2 separate regions of the Mus musculus genome follow, and region 1 is linked to region 2. A link is a loop called in an ENCODE intact Hi-C map of the cell type or tissue named here. Cell type or tissue: heart. All regions are shown on one strand. Links, peaks and the distances in the headings refer to the core of each region. The heading gives the core; the rest is flanking DNA.

The links. A loop is a pair of places that touch in the nucleus more often than their neighbours do. Peaks named below come from ENCODE experiments on the same cell type or tissue, not always from the same donor. Only the 100,000 strongest peaks of a DNase experiment are listed, where the experiment ranks them.
Region 1: a loop joins it to region 2, with 2.1 times the contacts of the local background. A loop is called at or near these places in 13 of 42 quality-filtered maps.

What each region holds. Positions count from the first base shown.
Region 1 is chr17:78,910,771-78,926,693 of GRCm38, forward strand. It overlaps Cebpzos (CCAAT/enhancer binding protein (C/EBP), zeta, opposite strand), which reads left to right and starts at 5,729. Exons shown (of 5, transcript NM_001177403.1): 1 at 5,729-5,923; 2 at 7,587-7,702; 3 at 8,286-8,330; 4 at 8,989-9,073; 5 at 9,207-10,278. The coding sequence starts at 7,588. The coding sequence ends at 9,071. Cebpz (CCAAT/enhancer binding protein zeta) reads right to left here. Exons shown (of 16, transcript NM_001024806.2): 7 at 15,313-15,415; 8 at 15,144-15,212; 9 at 13,676-13,742; 10 at 12,466-12,566; 11 at 11,744-11,801; 12 at 11,360-11,544; 13 at 10,865-10,951; 14 at 9,952-10,010; 15 at 9,779-9,860; 16 at 8,233-9,247. The coding sequence ends at 9,111. In heart, for the core only: no CTCF peak of the experiment used is centred there; a DNase peak (open chromatin) is centred at 5,761; H3K4me3 peaks cover 1,996 bases; H3K27ac peaks cover 2,098 bases.
Region 2 is chr17:78,829,244-78,845,166 of GRCm38, forward strand. It overlaps Heatr5b (HEAT repeat containing 5B), which reads right to left and starts at 6,138. Exons shown (of 36, transcript NM_001081179.1): 1 at 6,063-6,138; 2 at 4,853-5,000; 3 at 2,131-2,342; 4 at 1,316-1,424; 5 at 250-399. The coding sequence starts at 4,978. Gpatch11 (G patch domain containing 11) reads left to right here and starts at 6,273. Exons shown (of 10, transcript NM_181649.6): 1 at 6,273-6,435; 2 at 7,551-7,677; 3 at 8,588-8,659; 4 at 9,744-9,970; 5 at 10,835-10,876; 6 at 11,720-11,840; 7 at 11,976-12,066; 8 at 12,870-12,986; 9 at 14,576-14,657; 10 at 15,901-15,923. The coding sequence starts at 8,601. In heart, for the core only: a CTCF peak has its summit at 7,023 (motif pointing right); a DNase peak (open chromatin) is centred at 6,198; H3K4me3 peaks cover 2,192 bases; H3K27ac peaks cover 1,399 bases.

The DNA of each region.
Region 1 (15,923 bases), core at 2,710-10,709, 82 kb after region 2:
GATAATGGTACAAGCTGCCCACCTAGATTAGACAAGCTATCCCAATTATTCTAACCGTTATGATGTCATATCTACTGTGGCTTTTAAATCCACACTGGTTCAGGATCTTCTTCCTGTCCATCCTCCATCTTGCTTTTTTCCTCTCCTCCTCTGAGTCCCTCTCTGTCCTTGCAACTCTTTGCTCTGCCTTCCTTTCCCCAGCCCAATCACAGGCCTTCTGCTGCACTAATATTTTAATGTAACTGGACAGGAAAAAATCCTACCACTTCTTGTATCTTATCAGTGTTAGGGTTAGGTGACCATAGACTGTCTTTTGCATCCAGACTCAAGTTGTGGGACACAGTGCATCTTTTTTTCTCTGTCTTTTACAAGGGATGGACTACCTTCTAGTATACTCTAAGATTGCACCTTAACTTGGGACTCTTAGTGTCTCATCTCTGCCATTTAGAGAGTTCACTAAGAGTTGGCCCATTCTTTAGAGCAAGGGCATCCAAAATTATGGCGTCTCTGGGTCACTTTGGACAAAGAAGAATTGTTATGGGCCACACAAACACTAATGAAATCTAGTAAGCTAAACAAATTTCTGTATATAATTTTCATGATATCTGTTGCCACAGATGAGCCCCGCCTCTCCATATCCTCATATAATGATCTCCTAATTGTGTACCACCCTGTTTAGAGAGTCTCAAGAATTATTCAGTAGGTCCCATTTGTGATCACCAACAAAGAACGCGAACATATCTAAGTAATAAAATGCCACTGTCTTTACTATAATTATAATTATTCTACAATATAATTATACACAATATAATATATTATAATTAATTATTATTATAAAATAACAACACAGAATGGTCAGATAGTGGACTATTTGATGCTGCATTTGAGATCCTCCTGCAGCAATATGTGATTGGGTAAAAGTGGTTACAGTTCTCAGTGAGTTCTCAAAGTGCTTAGTTGATGTTCCACAATTTCACTCTCAGTTGCTTCAGTCTTGAGAAGAGTTGCTCAAAATAGTAGGTGTTATAAGAAGCAATGAGGAGAGAATTTTGTGACTATGAAGTGAGAGATACACGTGATTCTGAGAAGACAAGACCTGTCAAGGTCTAGGAAAGAAATACAAGCAATTTTTCCTGAAGTTAGATGGCTGACTGCAAATGTAACTTTTATTCGCCTGGGTGTTTTTGTCTCTGAGGCTTACTGCCTCTGTCTGCAAACCTACGCCTAGTGCTGGAAACTTCTAGGCTCTCTGTACAATGTTATCTAGGCTGAGAACGTTTTAGCCTCTGAAACTTACTGCTTGTACTGGCTAGTTTTGTGTCAACTTGACACAGCTGGAGTTATCACAGAAAAAGGAGCTTCAGTTGAGGAAATGCCTCCATGAGATACAACTATAAGGCATTTTCTCAATTAGTGATCAAGGAAGAAAGGCCCCTTGTGGATGGGACCATCTCTGGGCTGGTAGTCTTGGGTTCTATAAGAAAGCAAGCTGAGCAAGCCAGGGGAAGCAAGCCAGTAAAGAACATCTCTCCACGGCTTCTGCATCAGCTCCTGCTTCCTGACCTGCCTGAGTTCCAGTCCTGATTTCCTTGGTGATGAACAACAGTATGGACGTGTAAGATGAATAAACCCTTTCCTCCCCACCTTGCTTCTTGGTCATGATGTTTGTGCAGGAACAGAAACCCCGACTAAGACACTGCTGAATACACATACTCTTTCTTGTTCTTCCTGATCGTGAGCTGTTTTAGCTCAGACTCCTCTTCATGCTCACTGATTCAGTCTGGCTTCTCTCAGCTTCTCCTGAATTGCTCTGCGCAGCCTCATACTAACCTTGGCAATCTGTTCTAATCTTCTGGCTCCTTCTCATTCTGTCTTCACCTGTATATAGCTTGTTCTCTCTTCAACTTGTCTCTGTACAACTGTCCTAGTCTAACGGCCTCCTTCCTCTCTCTTTTTTCTCTCTCTCTGTGCTCTCTTAAATAGCTTACCTCTTCTCTCTCTTCTCATGAGAGTTGGGCATATCCTATTTTGTCAAATCTTTCTGTGATCCGTGAAGCTGCTATTATCACAACTGCTAATTATGTCCCCACCCCCTAAACCTATTTGTGGGAGAAGGTCTGCACATAGCTTCTGGGGCTCCGCCCCCAGTTGGTTCTGATTGGTAAATAAAGATGCCAGCAGCCAATAGCTGAGGAGGACAGACAGAGGTGGGGTTTTAGGAATTTCTGAGCTGGGACCCGGAGGAAAGGAAGAGGAGAGTATGGAGAGAGGAGAGTCAGAGACCACTGTGGGGTAGAGAAGCAAGGAGAGCACCCTGGGCTCCTGGCAAAGAAAGCGGGGGCCCAGAGTGCACCACAAATGGGTCGGGAGTGGCCAATATGAAACAAAGATGTTAGTAAGTAGTAACTCAGAATTATCAGCGGAAGGCAGATTCTAGCCACCCGGAGGGTTGGCAGTCACCCAGCTATTGTGCTGCATAGGGCATCTTAAAATATAAAGGGTGTGTGTGTGTGTGCGCGTGTGTGTGTGTGCGCGCGCGCGCGTATGTATGTATGTATGTCTTTCATTCGGGAACATAAACCATTGAGGTGGGTAGCAACTCCACAACCAGGCTTTATTAGTAATACAACAGATTCATCATCTCGTCTGCCATTCAGTTAGACATCACTTTCAAACATGGCTGCCTCCTTCTACAAACTAAGTTTTCCTTCATTGTTTGGGGTTAAGGGTGTGTACTAAGGGCATGTCTGTATTCCAGCCAGAGGGATTAAAGAAAGGTGTGTGCTAAGTGCTGAGCCACACCACAACTAGAAAAAGTTTGGGTTTTTTTCCCCTCCCAGTAAAGGACAAAATCTTGGGGTTCACAGCTGACTGCAGCTTTATACAGTCTGTTTATAACTGACAGGCAACCTATCTACTTGACTGAAAACAGAGTTGGAAGTTTACCAAGATATTTTTTTTTTCTGGGAATTTTGAAATCTGCTTTAAATTCATTAATTTTTAAATTTATGCTATGTGTTTGAATGTTTTGGCTGCATGCATGAGCATGTACCACATGTGTGCCTGCTGCTTTTGGAGGTCAGAAGAGAACATTGGATCACCTGGAGCTAGAGTTGTTGAACTAGGGTTGCTTGGGCGCTGGGAATTGAACTCAAGTCCTCTGCAAGAAAAACAAGTACTCTATACTGCCTAGCCATCTCTCTAGCCACTCAAATTCTTGTAGTGAAAAGGTCAGCTCAGGAACTTTGGGAAGGTTATGACACCCCTCCACCCCCCCCAAGCCCCCCCACCCCCCAGACAAGGGAGAAGCTAATTAGCATTTCTTAGACCACAGGGTAGCAACGGACCTGTGGGTGGGTGGGGACACATTCCGCAGGACTGACTGTTGCTCACTTTCAAACAAGGTGAAGTCCTTGTCACCTCATTCCCTAAAGACTAATCAGTTTAAAGGGTGCACTGTTCTGCCAATCATATTGTGCCGAGTTGCTAATGCTCTGTTCTGCCCCTGGAAACCTTATAAAAACAGCCTAACTGGTGATGGTGGTTGCTGCCTGTCCTTCGGGTCTGGGATGACCCCAGTGCACTGGAACAATAAATTCCTCTTGCTTTTTGCAGCGATCCTGGCTCCACATGGTTCACTTAGGGGGATCCCTGGTAAGAATGCTAAATCTGTATGGTAGCTTGCCTCATCAAGTTCCGCAGTAAATTCAGTTTTGAGACCATAAGCAACTTGATCACATGTCTCAAGTAATAAAATCTGTTTATCATTTGGTTTTAACTTTGTCATCTTATTTATGAAAAGTAAATGATTTAGTTTTAGTCAGTGTCAATGTTTTAAAAGAACTCCTGGGACTGGTGCTTATTTATTCCTTCATTCCATGAAACCCACGGTTTTGAGGATTTTCATAACATACATTTGTCATGCTTTTGTGCATACATGTTCTTGATGTGCTGTATAATGATACTCCATTACATGTAAGCACAGGGTGGCTTTTGCATCCTCTTCTATTGGTTTTACAAATGTGTTTCTCTCTTTTACCTGCCATTAATGGGGTATCAACCAAAGGAGATATATTGATGGTGGACAAAGAAAATGGGCTTAACATATATTTTATTGCGCCATATAAGTTCCTTGATTTAGTTGTGTCTTCTAAGGACACTAAATACATCATTTTTGGATGACATTGCATTTGTCAAAAAGACCACTAATAAAAATGGCTAGTTGAGCCATGTCTTTGTCATTGCGTTATTGCTCTTAAGAGACACCACAACCAAGGCAATTCATAAAGAAAAAGGACTTAATTGAGAGCTGACCTACAGTTTCAGAGGTAATTTACTGTCTACTTGGTGGAGCTGGAGAAGTCGCTGAGAGCTCTACAGTCTGATCCATAGGCAAAGAGAAAGACTGGGTCTGGTGTGGACTTTTGAAACCTCAAATCACACCCCCAGTGACACACTTCCTTCAACAAGGCCACACCTTGCACCTTGTTGAATCCTTATAATCTTTTTGACACTTGTACTCCCTGGTGTAACTTTAATTTTTCCAAATCCCATTTAAAAAAAAATATTTATTATTATATGTAAGTACACTGTAGCTGTCTTCAGATGCACCAGAAGAGGGCGTCAGATCTCATTATGGTTTTGAGCCACCATGTGGTTGCTGGGATTTGAACTCAGGACCTTCAGAAGAGCAGTCGGTGCTCTTAACCACTGAGCCATCTCTCCAGCCCTCAAATTCCATTTTTAATGATGGTTTTTAAACACTTTAACCTTCCTTGTAACCCACCACTCACCAGAGGTAGTGGGAAAGAAAGGATACGGGGGGGGGGGGGGAAGTGGAACTGTTTAGAAAGGTTCTTTGGAGCAACTCCCTTCTGTGTTGTCTGGAAATCAGTTCAGTTCACAGGTTAGCAGGCAGCGGTAGTTGGATCCACTGGCAAACACCTCATGGATACAGTTCTGTAGAGTCAGGTTAGCAACAGCAGTGACATGTCCAGATGTTCGAATCAACAGTCGGAACCAACAGGAACAGGGAATCGAAGATGCAAGATCCATAAGTGTTGCACAGTTAGCTGTACCAGTGAGCCAAGTCAAGCCAAGCCAAGCTAAGCTAAGCCAAGCCAAGCCACTCCCCCTCCCCCAATTTCCATTATGTTTACCTTGAACGTTTTGTTGGGCAGCATTCATAGCTTCCTGTGTTTGCTTGTTTGAGACAGGGTTTCTCCGTGCAGCCCTGGCTGTGGATCTCTGAGGACAGACTGCATTTTAATAAAAGTGGATATAGTCTGACATTCCAGGCTTTGTCATGCACGTGGTCCCTCTTTAGGCATTCCTATGCCCCATCTCCTATCTTTCCTTCCCTTAGGTCAGCCCTCTTCTTGACTATTGGGCAGCACCTAGGCACAGCGCTTCTCACCTTTAATGTGTAAAGGAATTGTCTAGGAACCTGGCTAAAGGGCAAATCCCAATTTAGGGTCCCACTTTTCTGGCCACTCTCTGGCGATGGGTTGTTCCCGTTCTGATACATTTTGGGTTTAGAGTGGGAGAGACGATCCATGTGCAGAGTTTGGAGATGGTGTCCTGGGTTCAAATGTGAATTCTTTTACTTGGGTGTGACCGCGGGCAGGATAACCTTGCCTAAACGATACCAGCTTCCCACAGCTAGTTAGGTCAGGTTCCTCTGTGGGGCGTGGCTAAAGCTGGGGGCGTGGCGCTAAGACCGTGCGCTTGCGCAGTCGGGTTGCGGAGGCCTCAGGTAAGGACCGGGCAGTGTTTCTTGTCCTCTGTTCCCCAATGTGTGGCGCGTGGGGTCTGTGACATTCTTGGGTGTGGGGAACACTCGAGCGAGCCCGCCCCGCAGGCGCAGGAGCGCGAGCGTTTCCGGGTCGCCGAGCCGCGACGCATGCTGGGACCAGGACCCCGGGTAAGGCTGGGTGCTCGCTGTTGGATCCTTGCAGGGCAGCAGCCCCCGGTCGCAGCGCCGCCTTTCCTCCCTCGGGCCTACACTGGAGCACACGCAGGGTTGCTTCTCCTGCGCTGCAGCCCCAGGCGCTCCTGTGCAACAAGGCTCCGTGGTCTTTGGTCTCCCTGAGCCATCTTGTCTGGACAGTGTGTCTCTGGTGACAAACGTGCTTTATTATTAAGTAGACAAGTCCCGAAGCGCAGGGCTTTGGAATGTGGCACGTCCATCAGTTTTTAAGAAATTAAGTGTTTTATTAATATCATTATTTGGACTGTTTGATATCTTAGCATCACTCTCTTCCAATCAAAAAAGATTTCGCTCAGATCCCGTAAGTTGTGGAACAGGATGCAGGCAGGTGTGCCCTGTCCTCGCCCTGAAACCTTAAAACCGCCCTTGAGAACTTAGAACTGAGCGGGACCGTCAGTGATTTAGCAGAGTACTGGGAAATCGAGGAACACAGCTGTCCCTTCTGCCTCCTCCCCAGTTTTTTATTTGCTTCGTTTTAAAAATGAGAATAATACAGTTTTTTTTTTTTCTGGTCCCTGAGTAATTCCCATTACTAAAGTGAAAAACGAACGTTGGAGGAGGGACACATGGTAACAGAGTCCAAGGCGAATCCTGATAGTGTTTAATTATTTTCATGCTTAGATACCATGAAAGGGACGTAAAAGCAGGGGAAAGGACTGGCTGATCCTGAACATTAAAGAACAGCCTGTCTCAGCATTGAGCAGTGGGAAAATATCAGAATATTAGATCAAAAGCTTAGTAGTTTGGGGTTATAGGGAGTTAGTTATAAAGCCTGAGCTACCTTTTGCATATTTAGCAAGACAAAACCTTATTTACTGGATAACGGTTCTTCAAAGACACCTTCTTTTGACTGTTGGAAACTGAGCCTACTACTCATGCTAATAGCTTGCATGCTCCCGTTCTCGGTTTGTCTCTGCGTACAGGGGGGAAGACTTCAGTTACTCGAAGCTTTGCCATGGACTGGGTCACCACCAGTCAACTTCTCCCCCATGGGCCAGGGCTTTGTATAAAACCTGGAGTGACTTCACGGGGGGGGGGGGGATTACTGGGGTGCCTGCCACCCTAGTCTTGCTGAATCAGGATCTGGGGACTGGGAAGTGGTCTGAAGGCTTAGGAACGCACGCTGCTTTGGGGATGGTGCATTGAAGTGTTCCAACACTGAGACTGCCTTAGAGCCAAGACTGGTTTGCTACCGTCTGGTTTCATATCCGTCTAGGAAAGGCATGAACTGTGGTGCAACTTAACAAAAGTACCTTCCTCTTGCAGGGCAGTCTCCAAAAGGGCCTTCCAATGCTGTTCCTATTATTAGACTGTATTATAATTCCTAGGTCAGCTAAAAAGTTTCTCTCTAACAGACACTAAAAAGCCTTAGTTCCTCCAGTTTTGCTTTGTAAAGAGCTCTATACCTTCTCAGAATTTCTGTGGTTTATCACACTCCTTAGGCATGGAGATCGGAAACTGCATGTAGGAATGTCTAAACGAAACACATACTACCCTTGAGGTTCATACAAGCACTGAGACTGGGGGTGGAGGTTTTTCTTTATAGATGTGGCAACAGAAATCTAAACATGCTCATCCATCCATGTTGTTAATGTAGGATGGCTCGGATCATGGAACCGCTGGCGAGGAAGATCTTTAAAGGAGTGCTAGCAGCTGAGCTTGTGGGTGTCGCTGGAGCTTACTGTCTGTTTAAAAAGATGCACTCCAGCCAAGGTAAACTCAGCTCAGCAATTGTTTTCTAGCAGGGGATGCACTCAATGTTGGTGACATTTCTGGGCAAAAATGTTTCTTGAGACTGAAGGTATCGGACGTTTTTATGGGCAGGAGGGGAGCGAGGCTGTTATTGTACCTGCAGACTAGGAGTGTCTGGGTTTTACCTGGGAAGGGTAGAACAGACGTCCCTATTCTGGCTCAGAACTGAACGGAATGGGTGGAGGCAGCTCAGCCTGCCCGTCATACTTACTTGTAGAAAAAGCTAACACCGCTGTGGGCAGTGATGGTGCACACCTCTCCCAGAACTCGGGAGGCAGAGGCAGGTGGATCTATGTGAGTTCGAGGCCAACCTGGTCTACAGTGATTTCCAGGACATCTAGGGCTACTGTGAAACCCTGCCTTGAAAAACAAAAACCAAACAAAACGATAAAGGCTATATTTTAAGATGAATGTAATTTGTATACTATCCTGTAAGATTTACTTCTTGGATTAGTAGATGGACCTTAGTACAAAATGCTAATAGACACTAATATACTAAATTGTTGTTTAATATGTTAATACAGTGATTTTTTTTTAATATCAGATTTCAGACAAACAATGAGCAAGAAATTTCCATTCATTTTGGAAGGTATGTTTTTCTTCAAGTAAAAATTCAAGTGTGAAACAACCTATAGATTCTGTGATGTTTTTACAACTTTAGAGCAAGTGACCTTATTTTGTTATTGGTTTCAAACACTAGTTGCTTCCTGGGACCACACAGTAAGGACTCACACCTATTACTTAGATGAGAACAGCTAGCTCTTGTTTTAATCCTTATTCCCCTGTTTACTGATCAACCTGCAGGCTTTATAAACAATGGACAAAAGTGCTGTCACTGAGTTATATACCCCACGTGCCAGCTGGAGTTTTCATTCGTTCAGTGGTTAAGATTATAGATTCCAGAGCGAGACCTAAGGGTTGGGACGGGCACAAACCATAGTTACTGCTGTAAAGACTGTTTTCCTCCGGTGTACTATGTTCTCAGAGATACTGCTTTCTCTTGGGGAGAGCCAACGCTGACCCTGATAGTTAGAGTTGACCACAGTGACATCATGCACTTAGCCTAAGCATGGTACCTGGTCCCGGACAAGCAGCCCATCACAGAGGTCTGGAGAGTGGTTACAGCTCCCGTGTGGACATGGAGCCCCGCTGTCCTTTCGTTTGCTATGTAGCAATATGGAAGAATTCTTTCACTATAAGTTTAAATTTTGTGTAATTTTATAAATGACAGTACTTTGTTTCCACAGTTTATTACAAATCCATTGAACAGTCTGGAATGTATGGAGTTAGAGAGAAAGATGAGGAAAAATGGTTGACTAGCAAAAACTAAGGGTAAGTATAATCTTAATTTATTGTCACCCTGAAGATGTCACTTCCTCTGCCGTTTGGGTTTCTGAGGGGCTTTCATCTTCTTCCTGAAATTTTTCTTTTTCTTGATGATACTTTTCACATCTCTGTTGTGCAGCCAGTCATCTCGCTCAGCTTCCCACTTGAGCTGTTTGAAACCTTTGAGGGGAGACGACAGATGAGTCTGTACCCGGGACTCCACAGACGCTCCCTGACCGTAACTGCAGGCCTGCGGCTTCCCACCCACTGTTTGCTGCTCTCCTCTACTGGATAGTTGAGGAATTTACAAGTGAAAATATAGGATTTATACTGGAAAGATTTTTCTTTTCTATTTTATGAAAGAATAGAAACTAGTGATTATAACATCAGGAATAATTACAAAGTCTTCAAGCATGTGAGAGTACACCTTTAGCTAAGTCTAAATAAAACAGACAGACTCTTGAAGAAATAACGTGTGTGGGTCTGCAGTTTGTGTGTGTGGTTTAAATGCCTTGCTATGTGACAAACATCCTGCCACTAAGGACATCTTCAGGGAAGTACCATTTAAATGACACAGGTGACCTGGTAGTGCACTTGTAATCCTACTGCTTGGGAGGAGGAGGATTTAGAGCCCAAGGTCAGCCTGGGCTACGACCCTGCTGTAAAAACAACACAAACAAACAAACAAACAAACACCACCAGCTTACTTACTTGCATTATCTCTGTTAGCCATGGCGTTCATGCCAATAGTATCAAACTTGGAGCCCATATTCTCATCCAGCAGATGGCCAAACTGAAAAAAGAAAGGAAGGGTGGGCAAGGCTATTAGGAAACTTGAAAAGAATGTAAACAGCTACTTTCTTAAGTTAGTACATTAGCCTCACCTCCTCAGCAGAGACAAACAGGCTGGAGTCATTGAAACTTTTCTTCTTTTTCTTTTGTCCTAAAGAAAAATTATGTGTAGGTTACTCAAAGCATATACTTATTTTTCAGATTTGGTCCCCGATCAATGTTTATCTTTACAAGAAACCAAAAGTATCACTCAGGCTTAAAATTCCACAGCTGACTTGGATGGAGTTTGTAATATGTGAAACAAAATATAAATTGTAATTCATGTCTTATTCTTTGGGCTTGAAAAGCTGATTATGTTTATTGTTTTATCAGTAAAGTTTTATTTATACCACTGAAAATAAAATGTCTATAAAAACTCACCTACAGTTTTGAATCTGTAGACATTTCAAGAAAGTTAAAGTAGTAAGATAGTTAGGGTTCATATATAACTGGACTCTTGAAACATGACTGAAAAGATCATCTAGAAATACTTAAATGTGAGAGGGTAGGGCTTGGGAACAATGAAAACTAAGGTTGCATGCGAGAACTCTCTACCTCTCCACATTTCACAACTCTGTTGTTATAACTCTTAATGCACCTTTCTTGGCAGGGAGATGGTTTAACTGGAATACTCGCATCGCAAGAGTGACAACAGAATTCAGATCTGCAGCAGCCATTTAAAAACCTGGGAGTAGTGGTGTAATGTCAGTGAGGAAAGAGGAGGCAGAGGCAGGTGCGTGTCTAGAGCCTTGTGGAACAGTTGGCCTTGCCTAAATGGTGAAGTCCTAAGCCTAAGAGAGACCCTTGTCTCAGACAAATGGGAGAAGGTGCCTGAGGGCTGATCTTAAACATTTTCTAAATGGTATCAAAGCAATTTAAAACATTTCCTCCAAGATATTTGTTGGTAGCAGGTGCTCTTCATATAGCAGCTGCTATGGTTTGAAGAGAGCGCATGTATTTTCTTACCTTGAAATGACCCAGCAAAGTCAAAATCATCTTCACTCTTTCTCTTGCTTTTCTTAGTATTGGCTTTGGGGTTGGCGTCAGCAAATTCTGTTACCCAAGAAAGTTTGCTATTAAACCATTTTATACACAGTAAGAAGCCTGGAAAATACCAATTCCAGTAGTGGCAGTGCAACATCAAGGCCTGGTACATCTGTTCCATGTGTGTCCAGTCCTCCAATCCCAACAGAATGGGCCTGGAGGATACTGGACACTCTAGTGTCTCAGAGACCCAGGACCTTACACATTTTAGGAAGTATTCTACTACTGAGCTACACTACAGTCCCTTATACTAAATGATAAAAAGAGGCAACATGACAGCTCAACTGCAACTGGGTAGAAAAAGCTGTTGACTTAAAATCAGTTCAGTACTGATACGTGTATTCTTTAGATATGGAAGCCTAGCCTAAGAATGAGCAAGAACGCTATATAATCTGTATCTTCCTTTTCATTGTGTACCTGGAGCATCTTCACTTTCATCATCTGACACATCCATGAACGTTCCTCCATCTTCATCAATCTCAAAGTCTTCATCGTTCATACTTCCGAGAGAAACTTCATCGTCATCCAGGTCTCCAAGTTCGCCGTCACTACTCTCTGAGTCTTCCAAGTCAGCCTTAGCTCCTTTTGCTTTTTTCATATTGCTGGGGGTGGGGGTGGGGGGGAAACACTTGTAAAGGAGGCTGTGTCTTCTAAAGTGTGCTCAGGAGACAAGCATTCTAAAGGTTCAAGCCCAGGTGAGCATTTCCCTTAGGGATCATGTAATTTCTAGGCCTCCTCTTCTAATGAACTATAATAATCTGGGAAAGACTGGGAAATGGTAAAGACAAGGCTGCGTTTTACCTGGCAAAATCAATATCATCCTTCCCAGGTGGGAAGCAGTTGTCGTCTTCAAATGTGTCTGCGCGAGAACCATATAAACAGTGTAAGAGACAGCAAGGACAAGAGTGATACACATTACACACCAGTCAGCCGTGACACAGAACCAGGATTTCACAACAGCAGAATGTCGTTATTAGGACTGCTGCTGGTTTGTCCTATGCAAACCTATGAGCTTAGTGACCTCTTTAAAATGGAGTCTGTTACTGTAATTCCTGTCTATAGTTCTTTTGTTGAAAAATAACTTTAGGGTTTATTTTTAATCAAGTATAGGATATAACAGCAAGTAAACCCTTCCATTTTCATGTAGTTTTATTTGATTACAGTTAACTAAAAATCCCCAAGCTGTAAGGATTATAAAGAAAAAAAAAACCCAGCAGACATTGCTACTCATAAAACTAGGAGATTATGAAAACTAAACAGTGTCTGTGTCATCAGAGCCTTGGCTTGAGAAATGAAAACACTCTGCCTGCAAACAGAATTGTCTGACATATTATGCAAAGTTCAATAACGTTATTTTTCTAGAATGAATATGAGTAAGGTCACCATAGGCTATTTCTTAATCTTCCATTATAGTCTGCAGATCAATGATTTGTAAATACTAAGTTCACTTATACTACTAATATTATACAGTCTATTAACAAATATTAATAATTTTACAAACTGAGTCAACAAAAACAAATTACCAATCATATTTTCAAATTCTTCATCATCAATATCTTCTATACTTTCTTCATCTGCACTGCGTTTCTGTTTGTCTTTAACAACAGCAACTTTTTTGTAATACCTAAAGTAAAATGCGTATTACATATCTGTATAATTTATAACTAAAGACTAATTACAACTCAAAGTGTGTTATGGATACTGAAATGGGCACAAATGAGTAGAATTTGTATTCAATATAAAAGGGTTGAGTTAAACGTGAGGCATAATTTTCTTTACTCTTCCATGTAGCCTTGGCTGGCTCTGGACACTCAACCCTGCTTTTCCTCCTGAGTGCTGGGTTACAGTATGCGCCACCAAGCACTTTTAAGTGAGGTAGAAGCAGCTTTCAAGACTTTATAGTGTCTTATAAGCCATTTCTTCAAACATTTTAACATGGCACCATAGAGGCCTTAGGGTGTACACAGTGTTGTCTAGCATGAACAAGACCCTGAGTTTAATCCCACACAACAGTAAAATAATAGCATAGTAAAAGGTTGGTTCACCTTAACACTACTTATCTAAGTATCAGAATATAGTGGTTTTAAATGACCTAAAGTCGCTAATCAGCCCACCCAAAGTCACAGTAAAAGTTAAGACTTTTACTTTTGGCATCACACTCATAAAATTATTCACAATAAATGTTTGTTTGTTTTTTAAAGCAATTTAAATCAAACCTAATTAACTAATCAACCAGACAACTTGACATCATATTAAAGGCACTAGAAGCATCAGTAGTGACATTAAAGATCAATCAGTCTCACTTCATTCAAAGGATCCTTCTGCCTGAAGGATCATGGTGTGAACAAATTACCCCTGAGTTACTACTATAGCCATATACCAACACAGATAGAGACACTAAAGAGTTACCGTTTGGGAGGGAGAGGCAGGAGGATCACAGTCATCTTTGGCAATATACAGAAGGATCAGGAGTTTAGTTAACTTGATGCCCCAGTGTAGGGGGTACTAGAGTGGTGAGGTGGGAGTGGGTGAGTGGGTGGAGGAGCACTCTCTTAGAGACAAAGGGGAAGGAAGATGGGATGGGAGGTTTACAGAGGGGAGACCAGGAAGGGGGACAACATTTGAAATGTAAATAAAGTAACAAACAAACAAAAACAATTAAAAACTTAAAAAGCAATATATCAAATATAAACATTTAAACAGTGCCTAAGAATGCTGTTCTAGGTATCTTACCTATAGAAGAACACTTCATCCACTGGGATCTGGCTTTCTTCTTTTGCAAGGAACTCCTTGCTGTTCACTGCAGAATGAAGCATCATATTACACCCATTCCCAGCACTCACATGTTCATACTATATCTAACATACTGGCAGTTCTGACATCTTTTTTTCTTGAAAGGGTTTCTCTGTGAAGCCCTGGCTGTGATGTGAGTCACCACTGCTGAATGGTTCTGAAATCTTGAAACGAGACAGTGTTGGCTAAGAAGCCCACCAGTACAGAGCACACCTCTGAAGTGTGTGAGCCTCAGCATACTAAACTCTTGGCTGTCCTGCGGAGAACAGGTAGAACACAGCCACAGTGGAGCAACAGGTTCTTTTATTGTTTTTCAGTTGCACTCACGACACAAGTTTCAAGAGAACCAAATTATTTGAGATTTACTTCTTTATATGTACATGTGTGGGCAAAGATGTGATTGACTGCAGGTGTCGGCAGTAGCCACAGATGCTGTACCTCCCCAGAGGTGGTTACAGGTGGTTGTGAGAGACACCCTATATGGGTGACAAGAACCAAGGTTGGGCCTTCTCCCAGTGAAGTATTTTTAACCCCTGAGCTAACCCCTGAAGCCCCTGGAATTCTCCCAGTGAAGTATTTTTAACCCCTGAAGCCCCTGGAAGAGTTCTTATGAAGTTGCTAACCCTAATCCTAACTCTTGATCCTTCTGCTCCTACCACCCACACGCGGGTTATAGCAACTCTGGTTGTCTCGGAAGAAAAGTATGTAATGCTTGCAGTTTAAAATCAGGAAGAATCCATCAACAGAACTTTCCATAATTTTACTTAGAAGTGAGAAAAATAAAGAATTCAAGGATATTGGCTTTTTTCCTAATGAAATAAAATTTGATTTGATTTAGCGATTGGCTTGCCTTACAGCCCTAATTTTAGCCTGCGTAACCCTGTTGACATTTCTGGATTTCTCGGAAGTTGGCTGGAAATAATTAAAACTGACTCAACTGAATTTCTGAGCAAGAGATGAAGGTGGGGCCTGGTGTGTGAAGAAATGCTGAACAGAGAAGTAGAACCAGATCTGAAGATTGGTACCAAATACACGTTCACAGGGGGACCACAGGGGGCCACAGGGGACCACATGGGGCCACAGGGGACCACAGGGGGACCACACGGGGACCACAGGGGGACTTCAACTGCACTGCCAATGGTGCTGCATGGAAGAGCCAGCTGCTCACTTTTGTTAGAGGAGTTTAAGATGGGATGAGCTGTACAGGATATGGACTGTACATGTTGGGCTCTGAAGCAGCTACGAGCTGTGGCAGAATGGTTTAACTGCCAAGGCTAGGGAATGGTTGTCAGAGGGCCTATCATTTAACGTACTTTGTTTATCATGATAAAGTAGGGCACAGAATATAGTTTGCATTGGACTGTCGTATGCTATCCTTTGGAGTCACCTGCCCTGGCTCTGTGCTTACCAGCGAGATCTCTGACATTCTTCATAAAGTGCTTCCTTTTGGGTTGCATCACAACACTGTCGGTATTTTCTGAAAGGTAAATCATGATAGGCTAATGCAGTTATACGTTCACTCACATACTAAATCTGAGCAACGAGAACCAAACAGACACTAAATAATGCAGGCCTACCTTTGCCTTTATGTAGCTTTGGATTTCGGTACACAAATCGATCCAAGAATCTCATGAGTGTGAAATCCTGCAGTGGGTCCCCTGAGTATTGAATACAATTTCCCTGAAAGGTGGAAAGATGGTAGAGGACTGAAGGATTTAATAATAAATAACCCATCTATCTAAATACGAAAAACAGGAAAACCATAAGCTGCTGCTATGTCCCATCTGAGGCAGATATGAACAATATTTGTATACCACACTAAAAAACTATACATACAAACATATATTGTACGATGTACTGGAGATTTTATAGGCAATATAGGGGAGACTATGTAACCATTATCAGAACCAAACACTGAAAAAGCACACCCAGGAAGCAGAGGCCATAGCACGTGTCCCCAGGAGAGCCAGTCTGTAATAAGCATCTGCATGAGACACGACACCAACTTTGTTCTCTGTATTAGACATTGGTCCTCAACAACAGCAGAAAACATCAGATTCTACATGGCAGGGAAATTTGAACCATCAATTACTGATGACCCAAAACTACAAAACTTAGCCAGGTGTCAAGGTGCCCTGCACTCAGAGGCAGGCGGTTCTCTGTGAGTTCAAGACTAACCCAGACAAAC
Region 2 (15,923 bases), core at 2,544-10,543:
CACGCGGGACTACACAACAGGAAGGTGTGAGCTTCTGACACATGAACATAAATCTCAAAACAGCTGTACTTCAAGAAAGAAGCCACACATCCACTCAGAAGTCCGTGCCACACGCTGCCATCTGTATAATTCTAGAAAATGCAACTAACGTGCGCAAACAAACCAAAAAAGCTCGTAATTTAAGAGAAAATTAGCTATTTCAGAGCAAATGCCATAAGGGACAATGTTACACACTGGCTGGGTACTAACCTTGGCCACTGCACATCGGACAGCCATCGACCTGTCGGTCAGGAGGGATCGAGCATTCTTGTAAATGTCGCGGTGAGAGGAAGCTGCTGCGCCGCCCAGTCCAGTCAGCACTTTCTGCAGACTCATTAAGATCTCACTTCGCCCTTGAGACTGCACGTGACCACAAAGCAAAGCTTTAGGACCATGTTGTCAAACCAATGTCACAATTAATAAGAACATACAGAGGTACAATTCTCCAACCTAACTAGCTTATCTCCAAACAGAGAGACTACGGAGAAGCCCTGAATCAAGAATTCTACGAAGGCTCTGAAATGTAAGGATAAATATTAATATCATCTGAGAAGTCAGTTCTTCTGAACAGAAAACTGAGGTTGCACGCTGGGGGCATGGCTCAGTGAATGAATGTGTGCTACACCCTAAATTTAGTTCCAAGTGCCCCCCAAGAATTATATCTGAGTCTTGAGCTTACTCTACATACCATTCATCTGAAGTTGACATAGAAACTATAGTGAAACTGACAGGACAAAAGAATTCACTTGATACCATTGTGAGTTTTGAATTCTGTCGTCTTCAGAAATAAATGTTGAGTCTTAAAACCTGTTACTTGTGAATCTGACTATAAACAAGGTAGTTACAGATGAAAACAAATAAAGATGATGCCACACTGGAGTGGCTAGTCCACCCCGGGGAAAAGCCAGCATTGTGACAATCACCAAATGCAGGAAAGAAGAGCCTGTGAGAGAAGCATGGCCCTGTGACACTTAACCTGTAGGTGTGCCAGCTATGAGCTAGCAACATCTGCACAGTGTACAGCAATGGATTGAGGCAAACATGTGAAAGTGATATATTAGCTACGACACAAGCAGTGTCGACAGAAAAACAGAATTCTGCAAAAACTAACAAGTAAACCTACTTGTTTAAAAAACAATGGTACCCCCTCCCAAAATTAAGGAGATGTGATCATCTGAAATTACTTTCATAGCAACAGAGCAAGGATCATAGCAACAGGACAAAACACCTTCAACGTGCAATGGGCAAGGCACTAAACTCTTGCTGTAAAACTCACCTCTGCACTTTTCAGAGATTTCAACAGATTGTTCACTGTTTCTGGAAATGCACTGCCCAACATCCTTCCCATCTTCTCATAGAAGGCTCCAACACAAGCCACTGCTGCCCTGGAAAAACAGTCTTGCTGCTCACTTACACAAATGGCTCAGTGGGTAGAGCTCTATTTCCAGGACCCACACGGTAGAGAGAACCACCTCCCACCAAGTGTCCTCTGACCTCCATATGCACAACATAGAACACACGCACACATAAAGGTACAACCATTTTAAATACAATTCATTATACCTTTCTGATTTTAAAAAAATAATTTGTATTTCTCTTTAGCATTTTAGGATCAACGTAACCTAGCTGCTAGTAAACTTGTAAGCAAAGCGGTCTCTGCCTCAGCTACTTAAGTTTGTCCATCTAGTGTGAAAGCAGCTCAACGCGCAGGCAGGTCTGGACTCCGCAATCACCTCACCTCTTTAGCTGGCTGAATAGTTAAAGTGGACTGGACTTTGCGCATTCCTGCCCCCTTCCCTCAATAACTCTTCTCTTTCCCTCTGAGGCAAGGACAAGATTTCCATCCGAATTGATTGAAATGCTCCTTACACCACAGCTCACACCATACCAGTCTCCCAGCTGTGTCCTTAGACTAGTGGTGAAAGGCATGAGGAAGTTCAACCCCCTCCTGAGACTGAGTTAGAACTTCCTGTCAGTACTATAGTTCAGGTTCCACCACATGGGTGGGGTCTTTATGATATGGAGTCCCTAAACTACTGGAAAAAAAAAAAACTAAAGAGAATGCCAGGGTTCCTGTAAAAGTGTACTTACAATTTTGTTGGTAAGTAGGCTGCAGTGTCGTCCTTACTTCTGATAATGTCATTACATTTATCTAGTGTTTGAAAAACTGTGTAAGTATCCCCAATGCTATAAAGGGCTGCAAGGTTTTTAGCTAACAATTTTCGAGTAGGTGGTCCAGGTGAGCTGCTTATTAATCCAGTTAATTGTTCAACAAGTTTTTTCTGTTTTTCTTTTACATCTGTCTGTTATTAGAAAAGAAAAAGACCATAATTTTTCCTTTGTTACCCTTATTGTTTTCTAGTAAAATAATAAATAATACATATAGTGCTCTAACAATTAAAATCTGTATTCATTAAGCGTAACTCACAAAAGAAAACTTTTACAAAAATGAAAACCTCAGTAAGAAATGATCCAGTCTTTCCTATATTCAATCCTCATTCCCTTCCATGTCTAAGTTAGATTATAACTAAAGTGATAAGTGTATGAGCCTAAAGTTTCCAGACCACCCTAGTAAGTTAAATCACATAGTAGACATATAGATGACTGATTTCTAAGATTTCCCCTATCAAAGCAGATGCACTTGTCCATAGAGTTATGGGTTAGCAAAAGAAACCAGAGAAAATTTGAAGAGATATAAGCAACAGAACATAATTCCAAGATTTATGCATAGTCAATATCTAGTCAATATCACCCATTTACTTAAGAAATACCATGCAGTTCCTACATGCCATGTACCTAAGGCTTTGGGATCAACAGTGCACAAAACAGACAAAGTCCTTATCCTCATGACATTTACATTCTGGGTGGGGGGCAGAATATAAGTACGTGAGCGGTATGAGAAAACATCTCTCTCTAAGGTGAAATGGTAGCTAAAAGAACATCCCAGGAGCCGGAACAAGATGTGCAAAGGCTTTGCAGATGAAGTAAGAGTCACACATCTGAGGACAGCGAGGTTAGGTGAGCTGGATGGAGTAAGAGAGAAATAGTCAAAGATGAAGTCATAAGAAAACAGACGATGGTACAGATACACTGAAGAACATGAAATGTATGCCGAGTGACAAGCAGAGAAGGGTTGTATTCTAAATATTCTGCCCAATTCATTTTGACCATTCAAACTATGGATGCTATATATGTACATATATACATACACATACATATATATATATATGTATATATATATATATGCTATGGTGAGCAATTAGAAAACTATTACAATAACCCAGATGAGAGACACTGAAGAGGCAGATGATGGGAAGTAAATGAATTCTAGATATGCTTGTGGGTAACTCTCTTGACAGTTGCTAATCAACATGATATAAGGGAAGGGAATGACTTTAGGGGGTTGGCAAAGGATAGATTTGAAATCAATAAATTGGTTTAAATGCATTAACTCAGAGATGTTTGCATATGTGTGGAAAGGAAAGGAGGGTGGAGGGAGAAAGAGGGAGAAGAGGAAAGGGGGAGAGAGAGAGAGAGAGGGAGAGAGGATATGAATGGATCTCACACTAGCCTTGAATTCATCACATAGCTGGGAATGACTGTGAACTTTCCTTTGGAAGGGAAATAACAAATGCCTAATTACAGAAGATTTAAGAGACAAAAAAAAATCTAGTTAAAGGTTACCAGGGTATCCGTGTCTTTCTATTACTGTCTTTCTAGCAATTAACATGATTTTAACAGGCAGCAGCAACAACAGCACATAGCACGAGTGTACAACGGCCACAACAACAGGAAAAGAACCTGGACGAAACCTGAAAGCCAAGGGGGAAACCTAAAATGGATTCCCAGTCTTTCAGTCAAGAATCAATCTGCACCTAGAAACAGAAGGACTTCCTAGTTGACTGCCCGAGGCTAGACTGGAGTACACCTGTCATGCCCAGCATTTCGGCACTCAGGCAGCTAATGCAGGACGGCTGGATGTTTGAAGCCAGTCTGGGATACACAGTGAGCGGCAGGCCAGCCAGGAATAACTAATAAAACGATCAAAGTAAAATCAAAGCCAAGAAACGAACAAAATCTTCTACCCTCCTTTCCTTCATTCTAGAAGAAAGCTAAAGGCTTGCTTTCTGGGGGGGGGGGGGAGAGACAGGACATCTTTGAACAAGAAGGATCAGGCACAACTGTGGGCTGAGGTCACTGTACTGAAATAGGAATTAAGTGAATGTTTACATAATGAATGTAAAAGTCTTGAGGCTCCCTATCCTGATTCCCACACAATTCCCCACATTCACCTCAGACAACAGAGTAAGAAGACATCTTCTAGGGAACAATTGGCCTAGAGAAGCATACTAGGATGAAGGTCAGGACTAGCTCATTGTGACATTCAGTTTGTAAAATTCACCGTTTCCAGAAAACCTTTTAGGATTCACTCTTACATCTTCTCACTTGAGGAAAGCATCTACTACTAACAAAATAAAGAAAACATGTACAAAACAAGCTTGGATTAAAGAGGCTGTGTAGGAAGTAAAAGGCAAAGAAAAAAAATCTCTTATCACAGAGACCTTTCAGGCACTGATGATTATAAGTGATGTTTTAATCCAGTCACACTGCGCTGCCTAGACAGATATGAAGCATGCAACAAGCAGGACGTAGACAAGGTTTGGGTTTTATTGCTGACTAAGAGAAGGATAAGGTAGAAATTCCCATAGTATAACATCCTCCAATTCCTTAGATGAAAGACTCATAACATTTTCAAAACACAATGCCTTCAATTTTCTTTATATCAACCTATGGTGAGGTGGGCAATGCTTACCTTGTTGGCAGCAACTAGGACTTTATCAAGAAATCTCAACCATTCAAAGATGAACACGGGTCTCTTTGCCTCCGTGATCTGAGCCAAAGCTTCCTCATTTAGCAATAAACTGTGAGCTAGCTCCATTATTGATGTTCTTAATTCACACCTTAAATGAACAGATTCGTTTTTTAAAAAAAGAGTAAAATATATTCTAAGGAATTTTTAATTTATGTGTAGGAGTGTTTTGCCCAAATGTATGTATACACATACATACATACATACATACACACACACACACACACACACACACACACACACACACACACATATATATATATACAGGGTGTTGGCTCCCCCTAGAACTGGAGTTACAGATGGTTGTGAGTCATCTTGTGGGCGCTGGAAATCAAACCCAGGTCCTTGTCAAAAGCAACAAGTATTCTTAATCACGGATTCCTTTCTCCAGCCCTTACATGTAAGGATTTCTTAAATATTAAATGTCAAGTTTCATAAATGCAACCACTAAGCTAGGGAAAGAAAGCGTGGTTTCATTTCTCATTAGAGAACTAACTTTGAAAGGACAATGATTTAAAAGAAAGAAAGAAAGAAAGAAAGAAAGAAAGAAAGAAAGAAAGAAAGAAAGAAAGAAAGAAAGAAAGAAAGAAAGAAAGAAAGAAAGAAAGAAAGAAAGAAAGAAAAAACTGGCGATAAGAATGGAATGAAAGGAAAATGTAAATACTGCAAAAAAGGCACTATTCCGGGGCGGTTGTTTCCCTGTTAGAACACAGGCTATTAACTCATTCTACCCTGAGAACCCCGAAGCACCGAGCTCAGGCGTCTGGGGAGCTTTCTCCGCCACCCGTCCCTCGCCACCGGGACCCAGAAGAGTGACCGTAGGGTTCTGATCGGCGGAGGCGGGCCCCACGGGGACACTGCGGCAGGGGCGCCCGGGACAACCCCTCGCCCCGGGAATGCAGTGCTCCGGGTCTGGATGCACCGGGCCGCTCCGAAGACCCCGACAACTGAGAGTCTGCTGGAAACGCAAACCGGGGTCCCCGGGCCGCCCTGGGATGTCAGCCTCCCGTCGTAGGAGTCCTCGAGCTGTCAACCCCGAGGCTGAGGATCCCCGGCCTCAAAACTCGAATTCCCTCCTCAGCCCTCGGAAAATGTCCTGGGACCCAGGGATGTCACAGCCTGCAGGCTCTGACAGCGCGCGAGACCGCCTCACCTCCTGGTCTAGTCCGAGCCGAGCAGCCAAGCTCCGCTCTGCCGAGGGACCCGGATGCCCCGCCTCCCAAACTCCGGCCCTCAGGAAGCCGGGAGACGACGCATGCGCGAGACACAGGTCCTGCGGACCGGCCCGCCCCCACGTCCTCTTAGCCCCGCCCACCCCAAGTTTCGAAGCGAATCGGCTGTCGGGGACGAGTGGGATGTTTGTGGGTCCTGCGCCAATTGCACGGCGCATGCGCAGCGCGACCTCCGCGGAGCTGGTTCCGGGCAGTAAAGCTCCGGCTTCAGGGTGTGCGGGCGCTCAGGAGAATGACAGAGGTCGGTGCAAGTTGGCTGTGACTGCCTATCACAGCGTCAGCTACGCCCCATCCGTAAGTGGTCGTTTTGGTGGGAGGGTGCAGGAGGGAGGAGAGCGGGAGGGAAGAAAGAGCCTGCGATGCCCGAGGCACCCACAGGAGAGTTAGCCCAGCTCTGTGTGTTCTGTAGCTCTGCTTCAAACTCGGTGCTCAATACTGAAATACGCTAGCAGCACCTATAATCGTCCTGTTGAGAAAGTGGTTGCTCCATTATTTCGGAACAGGCAAAGCGCTTCACCTAAACTTGCTCTGGCTCTTTGACACACACCACCTCCAACCATCAACAGATGCTGCGTGATTTACCCCCTCAGACCCAGAATCCTGACCACTTCGCTGTTGTGACTCTTAAGTGAGGGGTCAGGCCACCAGCATCCCTACCTGGGTTATCTATCGACTTGTGGAGTTTATTCTTATATTTGAAGGAAGTGGATAATGCTAGTGTATGTTGTCCTCATAGGAGGGGAACCTTCACATTTTAAGACCCAATTCCTTATTCTTTTCTCTCTCTCTCTTTTTCTTTCTTTCCTTCTTCCTTCCTTTTTTTTTTTTTTAAGATTTATTTATTATATAGCGTTCTGCCTGCATGTATGCCTACAGGCCCAAAGAGGGCACCAGATTTCATTATAAATAGTTATAAAGCCACCATGTAATTGAACTCAGGACCTCTAGAAGAGCAGACAGTTCTTTTAACCTCTGAGCCATCTCTCCAGCCCCCTTATTCCACTTCCTAACATAATGTCCTCACTATTGGTAATTAACTTCCTCAAACCGTATCATTTAATGAATCTACAGTGCCCCCAGCTGTGAAGTTTCAGTGTGATTTTATGTGAAAATTATATGTAAAAGATGGAATAACTATAAAAGGCAGAGCTTTAAAAGTAACATGTAATCCCTTGTACTTTTGTAAGTGTGTGTGTGTGTATTTTTACACAGGTAGATCATACTGTCCTCGAACTGCTGGGTGCTGAAATCACACCAGAGGGCCACCATGTCTGTGGAGTTAAATGCTTCCCTTAAAAATAATCTAGTTTGAATTAGAGATTTAGCTCAGTTATAAAGCACATTCCTTGCTTGTATGAGGCCCTGGATTCAACACCCATCTCAGCAATTACAACCTCGTTCCGTTTCAGGAACAAGATCACCAAGACTTGTATTCTTTGTGGTTGTGAACCAATTATTTAGCCACATTGAGCCTCAGTTTTCCCTGCTGGAAAGTGGAACTAATACTTCTTATCTACTGGGCTGCTCCTAAGCTAGGTGAGTACTAGGAGACTGCAGGTCAGTCTGATTCATCTCGGGCTTGACTAATCTTCTAAGAGGCGCACTTAGTTGGCTCACTCATTTGTGCCTCGGATCCTCCCACGTGGCCATCTCTACAGAGCTTCTTGAGTGTTCTCATATATGACCACTGACTTCACTCAATTCATTCATACTACCAACTGTAGAGTGCACTGTATAGTGTGACCAAAAAGTCACCCTAAGCCAGGCGCAGGTGGCACTCAAGAGGCAGAGGCAGGTGGATCTCTATGAGTTCAAGGTCAGCCTGATCTACAAAGTGAGCTCCAGGATAGCTGAGACTACATAGAGAAACCCTGCCTCCAGAAAAGCCAAAAACAAAGTCACTCTAATATATCCTATTAAAAACTATTACACAAACTGCTCAACAAAATTGACTAGGAGCAGGTCATCTTGGAGAATACTACACGATTATATGAGGGTTTGTCTCATAACTGGAGAATCACAGGTTCAAGGCTAGCGTGGACTACATGGTGAGTTCCATGCCAGCCTGAGGTGGCGGGTGACCTGATCTCAGGGAGAGAGAAAAAAAAAAAAAAAGGATAAAACAAGAGTATTTGTCTCTGGTGGTCTGGTGACTTTGATTAGAATGGCTTACAGTTGGCTCATAGTACTTTTTGGAAAGCATTGTTGGAGGAGGTGTGTCAGTTTAGAAACCTTTGAGGTTTCTAAAACCCACACCATTCCCAGTTGGCCTTTGTTGGGTTGGCAGCCTCTCTGTTGCTAAGACATAGGGTGCTAAGATTCTCCATCTTTGCATACAAGGGAGCATAGTGAAGCATTGCCACTCTCCATGGTCGATTTCTGTATTGATAAACTAAAATTATGACGAGGATGATCGCTCTCACCCTTGGTCCTACTTGATTTGCAGGTAGTGTTGTCAGATGAAGGAGAGCATGACAGAAGAGGAGGACTATATGTCGGATTCCTTCATTAATGTTCAGTGAGTAAATGGGTATATCTAATTTGATGGTGTCTGGATATCCAAAAGACACAAATAGAATGAAATAAGGACATTGGTTGGGTAGAGGTGGTGGTCATGTCTGTTTGTTTAAAGCTAGGGGTACATGGAGCTTAGGCAGTTCTCCAGCTCACTGGGCAGCTCATCCTCCTGCCTCTACCTCCTAAGGGCTGAGACTACAGCAAAGGCTATGTGCCACAATGTCTGGGTTTTGCAGTTTTGGGGATCACACTCAGGGCTTTATGCATGCTAGACAAGTACCCTGACAACGGGACTACTGCCCTAGCACAGGATATTTTTTAATATATATTTTAATTTTTAAACTTTAGTTCATCATTGTGGGAAGGGCACTGCACCCCTGTGGAGATTGGAAAACAACTTTTGGGAGCCACTTCTTCCCTCCACATGGATTCTGAGAACCAAAGTCAGGTGCTCAGGCTAACCCGGCAAACCTGTTTACCTGGTGAGCCATCTTGCTATTCCAGGACATTGGGGTTTTTTGTTTGTTTGTTTGTTTTTTAAATATGACATTAAAACCAACCTTCCTGCCAGGCATGGCGGCGCACACCTTTGATCCCAGCACTTGGCAGGTAGGAGCTGGTGGGCCATCCCATTGAATTGGAGTCAGCCTGTTTTACAGAAAGGGTTTCAGGACATCCAAGGCTTCATAGAGAAACCCTGACTGCAAACAGATAAACAAAAAGTCAGTCTTCCTGTTTCCTGGAAAATGCCCTGTGTCCATCCACAGATAAGAGGTGTTTTCTCATTTCTCTGAGGGCTAACCATGTTACTTCTGCTCTTGATTCGCCTTGGGTGCCCTCTTCTGTCTCGTATCACTGTTTGGCTCCTCTCTGTGTGGAATCTTATTCTCCTGTCCAGCCTTTATTCAGCTTTACTGTTTATTGTTATTTACCTCTTAGAAAGAATTACTCCAAAGTAATTCTAACATTCTCAACTTTATACTGCCTTCAGTTTCCCACAGCTTGTAACTGCCCTTCATTGCTCTGCTGCAAACGGGGAGCAAATGTCGGGAACTCACCTACAAGAGCATTCCGCTCTTTTTCAGAGAAGATGTCAGACCCGGTGTGCCGATGCTGAGGCAGATCCGAGAAGCCCGTCGGAAAGAAGAAAAGCAACAGCAAGCTAATCTGAGAAACAGGCAGAAGAGCGTAAAAGAAGAAGAGCGGGAAAGACGTGACATCGGGTTGAAGAATGCACTCGGCTGTGAAAACAAAGGGTTCGCTCTGCTCCAAAAGATGGGATACAAGAGTGGGCAGGCTCTAGGCAAGAGCGGTGAGTCGTGTGCAGAGCTGACTTGGTACTGACGGACACCTAAGTTGGCGGTACTTAGGATTTGTGGTGCTAACAGCCCTTTCAGAGATGTCTTCTCATGTCCATTTAGGATGCCTCCCATGCCAACATGCACTGCTTAGCCTCCCACCACAGCCTTGAAGAAACTGGCTGACAGCAGAGGCTGTGAGGAATGGTGGCACGTGGTGGGTAGGGAAGCCAGCCAGCAACACAGCAACTTCGGAGAGCATGGCAGGACTCTGCCCAGCCTGCCCTGTACCTATGGCAGCGAGCTGAGTGGCCTTCCCATTGAAGAAGCCATGCTTCCCTCTAGGAAATGAAACTGCTTTCTCAGATGCAGCAGCTAGAAATGATGGCTTCAGTTTGCTTTTTTCTATTTTAATCGCTTTGATTTCTCACATGGGACGTCTGTTGTCTCTTGAGATTTCTGTCAGCCAAGACTGTTGTGCCTGTGATTGTCACTTTTTAAAATGGCATAAGTCCACAGGGGAGGCAGAGGCAGATGGACGTCTGTGAGTTCAAGGCCATCCTGGGCTACCTAGTGAGTTCCAGGACAGCCAGAACTACACAGTGAGACCCTATCTTGAAGATAGATAGATAGATAGATAGATAGATAGATAGATAGATAGATAGATAATGATCTTACTGAGAAGGAGGTACTTAAACACAGGAGAGGTATTAGTTTATAGTGTGTTAGTTGACAAAGAGTATTAGTTTCCAGAATTCAGTTTACAGTTTCATGAGACTGGCAGGGGGATTCAGAGAGCATTGTAATGTTACACACTCTACTGACTGACCCGAACTTCGTGATAAATAAACTATTTCTAATTTTTCCTCCTTTTTTAGGAGATGGTATTGTTGAACCAATTCCTCTCAATGTCAAAACAGGTATATAATCAAGTCATTTTTTATTATATTATAACCATAACTTAGATTGTTTTGCTTAGTATGTTATATGATAGTTGCCCTTATAATTGATATCACCCGAAGCCCGTGAAATAGTAAAATATTAAACTTTTAAATCTCTTTCAAGTAAATTTTGATGAAATGGAAGTAGTATATAAATCATAAAATATATGGGGGAACTGGGACCAGTCTTTCATAATTCCACAACTGTAGTCTCAGAATTTAGGAGGCAGATGTGGGAGGGTGAAGATGGAGAAGCTAGCCTGGCTACATAGTAAGACCTTGCTAAAGAGTTAAAGATGAGGGATGAAGTTGGTGGGGTGCCTGTCTACCTAGTCCATGGCCCTGCCTGCCTTTGATCCCAGAGCTATAAAAACTAGGGGGGGGGAAGATTTAGAAGTGTGGGATACACAGCGCCTTCTTACTTATTGTAATGTACTAAAGATGTTCCAAAGCAAATTTATCAATGACTGCTTTTGTGAGTACTCTCTTGGATTAATTCAAGAGAAAAAAAAGTATACACTTAAGAAAACGTGATAGTTGATATTGTTTTCCTAATATTTAAAAACGTGTGTAGCATTACTGTGTTAGATGAGATGGACCTTTGTCAAAATCAAGCCATGCATTTGGGCCCAAAGACCAAACAAAAACTAAACCCTAGTGTTTTCTGCTTCCATTTTAATGAAATAAGTTTGGATTATTATATTTAAGTAAGAACTGCATATAATTTCTTAAGTATTTAAATTGTCATGTTTTGAAACTTAAAAAAAAAAAATCAGTAATTTCCTAAGTTCCTCATCATATTTTTTTTTTGTCTTTGCCCAGGAAAAAGTGGCATAGGTCATGAGTCATCATTAAAACGGAAAGCGGAGGAGAGGCTGGAAAACTACAGGAGAAAAATTCACATGAAAAACCAAAATGAAGCAAAGGCCGCCGAGGAGTTTCGGTAAAGCGGTTGCTTTGAACTTGTTTTGCTTCCAGCCCACTTAACTGCGGTGTGCTCCTCCATGCGTACGTGGGTCTACAAAGTAGACACCACGCGAGACTGCAGACCCCACTGTACTGTTCTTCCTCTCATCAGGATGCGACTGAAGAGTAAGCAGGATGAAATGAGGCTCGAAGGAGACCTGAGAAGAAGCCAGCGAGCTTGCCAGCAGCTGGATGCCCAGAAGGTAGGCGGGCATCTGTTCCCAGTCCAGTAGTGTACCTGGAATGGTTTGACTCGTTTTTATTAAGGAAAACCAAAAATCACAACCCCCCCCTTGCCCTGTTCATACCTGTTCATACCGCCTCGCCTCAGCAGCTGCCGTCTGATGTGCACCTCCTATAGTGGTGACTGGCCAGCTGACGGCCCACTTAGTCCAGGAGCCCACTCCCTCAGTTGTCTAGCAAGGGTTAAATAGCTTTTCTCTCACTCAAAGTATCATTACCCAGGACTGGAGCACATAGGGATTCCGTTCCCCATAATGTTTCATTAACCAGAGTAACCTAGTTTTAGTCCATACCTCGAACTTATGTCTTTTGGAAAAATCATGGTGGAATGCTTTCATTTCACACAGGAATAGTTTTCAGAGCAATCTTTGCCTTTTACAAACCACAGTGAGTCACAGTGAAAGTAAAATGACTTCGTTTGGTCTCAGATCCTGGCGTACTTTCTGTGGTGTGTAAGCATCTGGGAGGAACGTCCTGCTTCACTGTATTCCCGCTGTCCAGCGTCTGCTCCTGACGCTCCCTGTCCTCCGTCCTAGTCACTTGTCCGGTGGTAGGCCCACCGCCCATGTCTCCTGCTGGACTGACAGCGGGAACTGGGAGACACACTCTAATTCTCCCTTCAGTCCTCACTGTGGTCCAGTGCTCTGAGAACTAGCACTTGTAAATATTACCTGGAAGAACAAATTCATGTTAACACAAGCACACTTAACGGCACCACAACTATGCTTAGCTGTGTCTTATAAAAATAATTCTGTATTTTCAGAATATTCAGGTTCCCAGGGAGGCGTGGTACTGGCTGAGGCCTGAAGAGGAGACCGAGGAAGAGGAAGAGGAAAAGGAAGAACAGGATGAAGATGAGTGCCCGAGTGAAGATTTGAGTGTATGTGTGGGCACTGCCTGTTTGCTCATAGCCGGGGCATGGCCTGGCACTGTTCTCACTTGAAGCTGGGTAATTCTTTGCTGTGGGCAGCATGGTTGGCTGTGTAGCGGTACCACATACTGCTTAGCTTGGGTTCTGGCACCCTGACGGGGTGGGGAGGGAGTGCAGAAAGGGCAGACACATAGACACGCATACAGGAAAGCTAGGATAAGGTGGAGTGCTCACCTGACAGGTTACCTATTAACCCCAGCAACCTTGCAATCTAGTAATTATTAGGAACCGCACAGGGTAGGCTGGGCTAGCTGGTTTTGATAGCTGTCAGGCTATAGCACGGTGGGGCTATAACACTCCAGATGAGAAGACTGCACTTGCCAGTGTCTGTACATGCTGGTCAGTCATTCTGACCCCCAAAGAGAGCTTGGCTGTTCCCTTTGAGCTTCTCCTGTGAGGCTGAGGCAATGGTGTCCTCACATGGCCATTCCAGTGTATATACCTGGTCCCTGCCCTTCAGGTGCCATTTGTACTTCCTCTTATGACAGCCAAAGAACTGTCTCCAAGCACTGCTAAATAACGCCCAGTTGAAAGCTGCTGATTCACAGGATTGTGTTTCTAGCCCAAAACTAAAAGTCCCCTACAACTTCTCCGGTTAGTTTAGTCCATCTAACCTGAGCTTCAGTTTAGATGACAGAGTCACTGCAAATGTAAACGACTGCAGATGGCTTTGCTTCCTGTTCAGTTTCTAAAAGTGGTGCTACTGTGTACATTATCTACTCACAAACCAGGGGAAGTAAGACCAGAGGGAAGGAGAGTGTGAACAAAGATGGCTCAGCAGGTGAAGGCCTCTGCTGCCAAGTACGGCAGCCTGACTTCAATCCCGGGGACTCCTGTGGTAGCATGAGAGAACCAGCCCTCCCTTGTTTTCCTCTGGCACACTCACAAGCACGTGCTTGCACATAGACACGCATGCACAACTCACCTTTAAATGTACTTATTCAAGACAGTAACTCCAGGGGTTACTAGTGTGGAATTTACCTAGGCAACAGTCAGGGCTTTCGGCACATACTCCTGCTTAACTGTGAGACCTCTCATGTGTGAAACTCAAGGAGGCCGCCCTCCCTCCACCCACCTCAGGGACTGGTTCCTTAAACGGTTTGAAAAGGGGGCTTTAAGACTCCTAGTTATCCCCAGGCAGAGTGGCACATACCTTTAGACACAGCATGTGGGAGGCAGAAGCAGGTGGATCTCTGTGAGTTCAAGGCCAGCCTGGCCTACAAACCAAGTTTCAGGCAAAGAATACATAATGAGACCCTGTCTTTTTTTAAAAAAAACAAAACAACAAAAAACCAAACCAAGAATAACAAAAACCTTATTAGCACAGAGGTAGCCCAAAGATGATTTTGATGTTCACAGTTGCCTCTTGCGGACAAGTGGTTAGTCAGCTGAGACATGCCCAGATATCTCACCTCTGCTCTGAGCCCTTGCGTAACTGAGAAGAGTTCAAGCCTGGGCCTAAGTAACCCGTGGTCTGAGATCAGGAAGCGAGGTCCTGGTCATCGTGAGCCACTGATGTGCCTGCGTCCTCTTCCCAGGTGCTAGAAAAGCTGCAGATCCTCACTGGCTACTTGCGAGAAGAGCACCTGTATTGCATTTGGTGTGGGACAGCCTATGAAGGTAAGGAGACAGTTTATACTTTAAAATATTCTGCCTGGGCATACTTGTTTGTTTTTAATAAAACTCACATCTCCTATAAGCAGTAGAGGTGTCTTCTTATTCCATTCAGTTAACAGTGTGGGGCCGACGTTGCAAAGAAATAGTGACTATAGAAGTAGTTGAGTTGGGGGCTGGAGAGATGGCTCAGCGGTTAAGAGCACTGACTGCTCTTCAGAGGACGTGGGTTCAATTCCCAGCGCCCGCATGGCAGCTCGCACCCCTGTAACTCCAGAATCCCACCGTCACGTAGACACGCATGCAGGCAAACACCAATGCACATAGAATAAGAATAAGTAATTTTTTAAAAAATCCAACATTTAATTTTTCAGTAACTAAAGAAGGGATTTTTACCATTTTCTTACTAAAGAAATAATTTCAACTCTAAAGAATAACTTAAAGGCCAGGTGTGTTGGCATGCATTTTTAATCCCAGCACTCAAGAGAAGTGGATTTCTCTGAGTTCAAGGACAGCCTAGTGTAGATAGTGAGTTCTTGCCCAGTTAGGGCTGCATAATGAGACCCTGTCTCAATAACCATTCCCATCAAAAACAAAAACAAAAAGACCCTTGAAGATAATGATTTTTTTCATGGTTTATTTTTGAAGATTCATTTTCGGATAGATGCTTACATTAAGATTTTAGAACTAATTTTTATTTTGGCAGACTATTGTCCCTGACTCATAAAGGTCAAGTGTGTTGAAATCCATCCTTTTTTTCTCCATTGTGAAGAAGAAATTGGTTTAACCTTTGGCAGATATCCTAAAAAAGCCAATTGTCTCCTTGTCCGTTTCACCTTGATTGACTGCTGATTAAGGACTTTGAGAATGAAGGGGTTTTTTCATAATTATTTTAATCTCTTAAACTTTTATGCATGTAGGTGCTATGCCTATACGTACATTTATGCACCACATATGTTTAGTGTTCATGGAGGCCAGAAGAAGGCATTGGATCCGCTGGTCCTGGAAGTTGACCATTGTAAGCCACATGTGGGCGCTGGGAATTGAACTCAGGTCCTCTGGATGAGCGGCCAGAGCTGTCAACTTCTGAGCCACACCCTCGGCCCCCATCTCCTCATTTTTATTATTGTTTTATCTTTTCCCCATTTCTGTGGAATAACAAGCATGGTTAGTCAAAAATACTACCTACTCTCCTAGAAGTTTACCATAAGCTTGTGTTTACCTTTGATCTCTCACACATAAATTACAGATAAAGAAGACTTATCTTCGAAT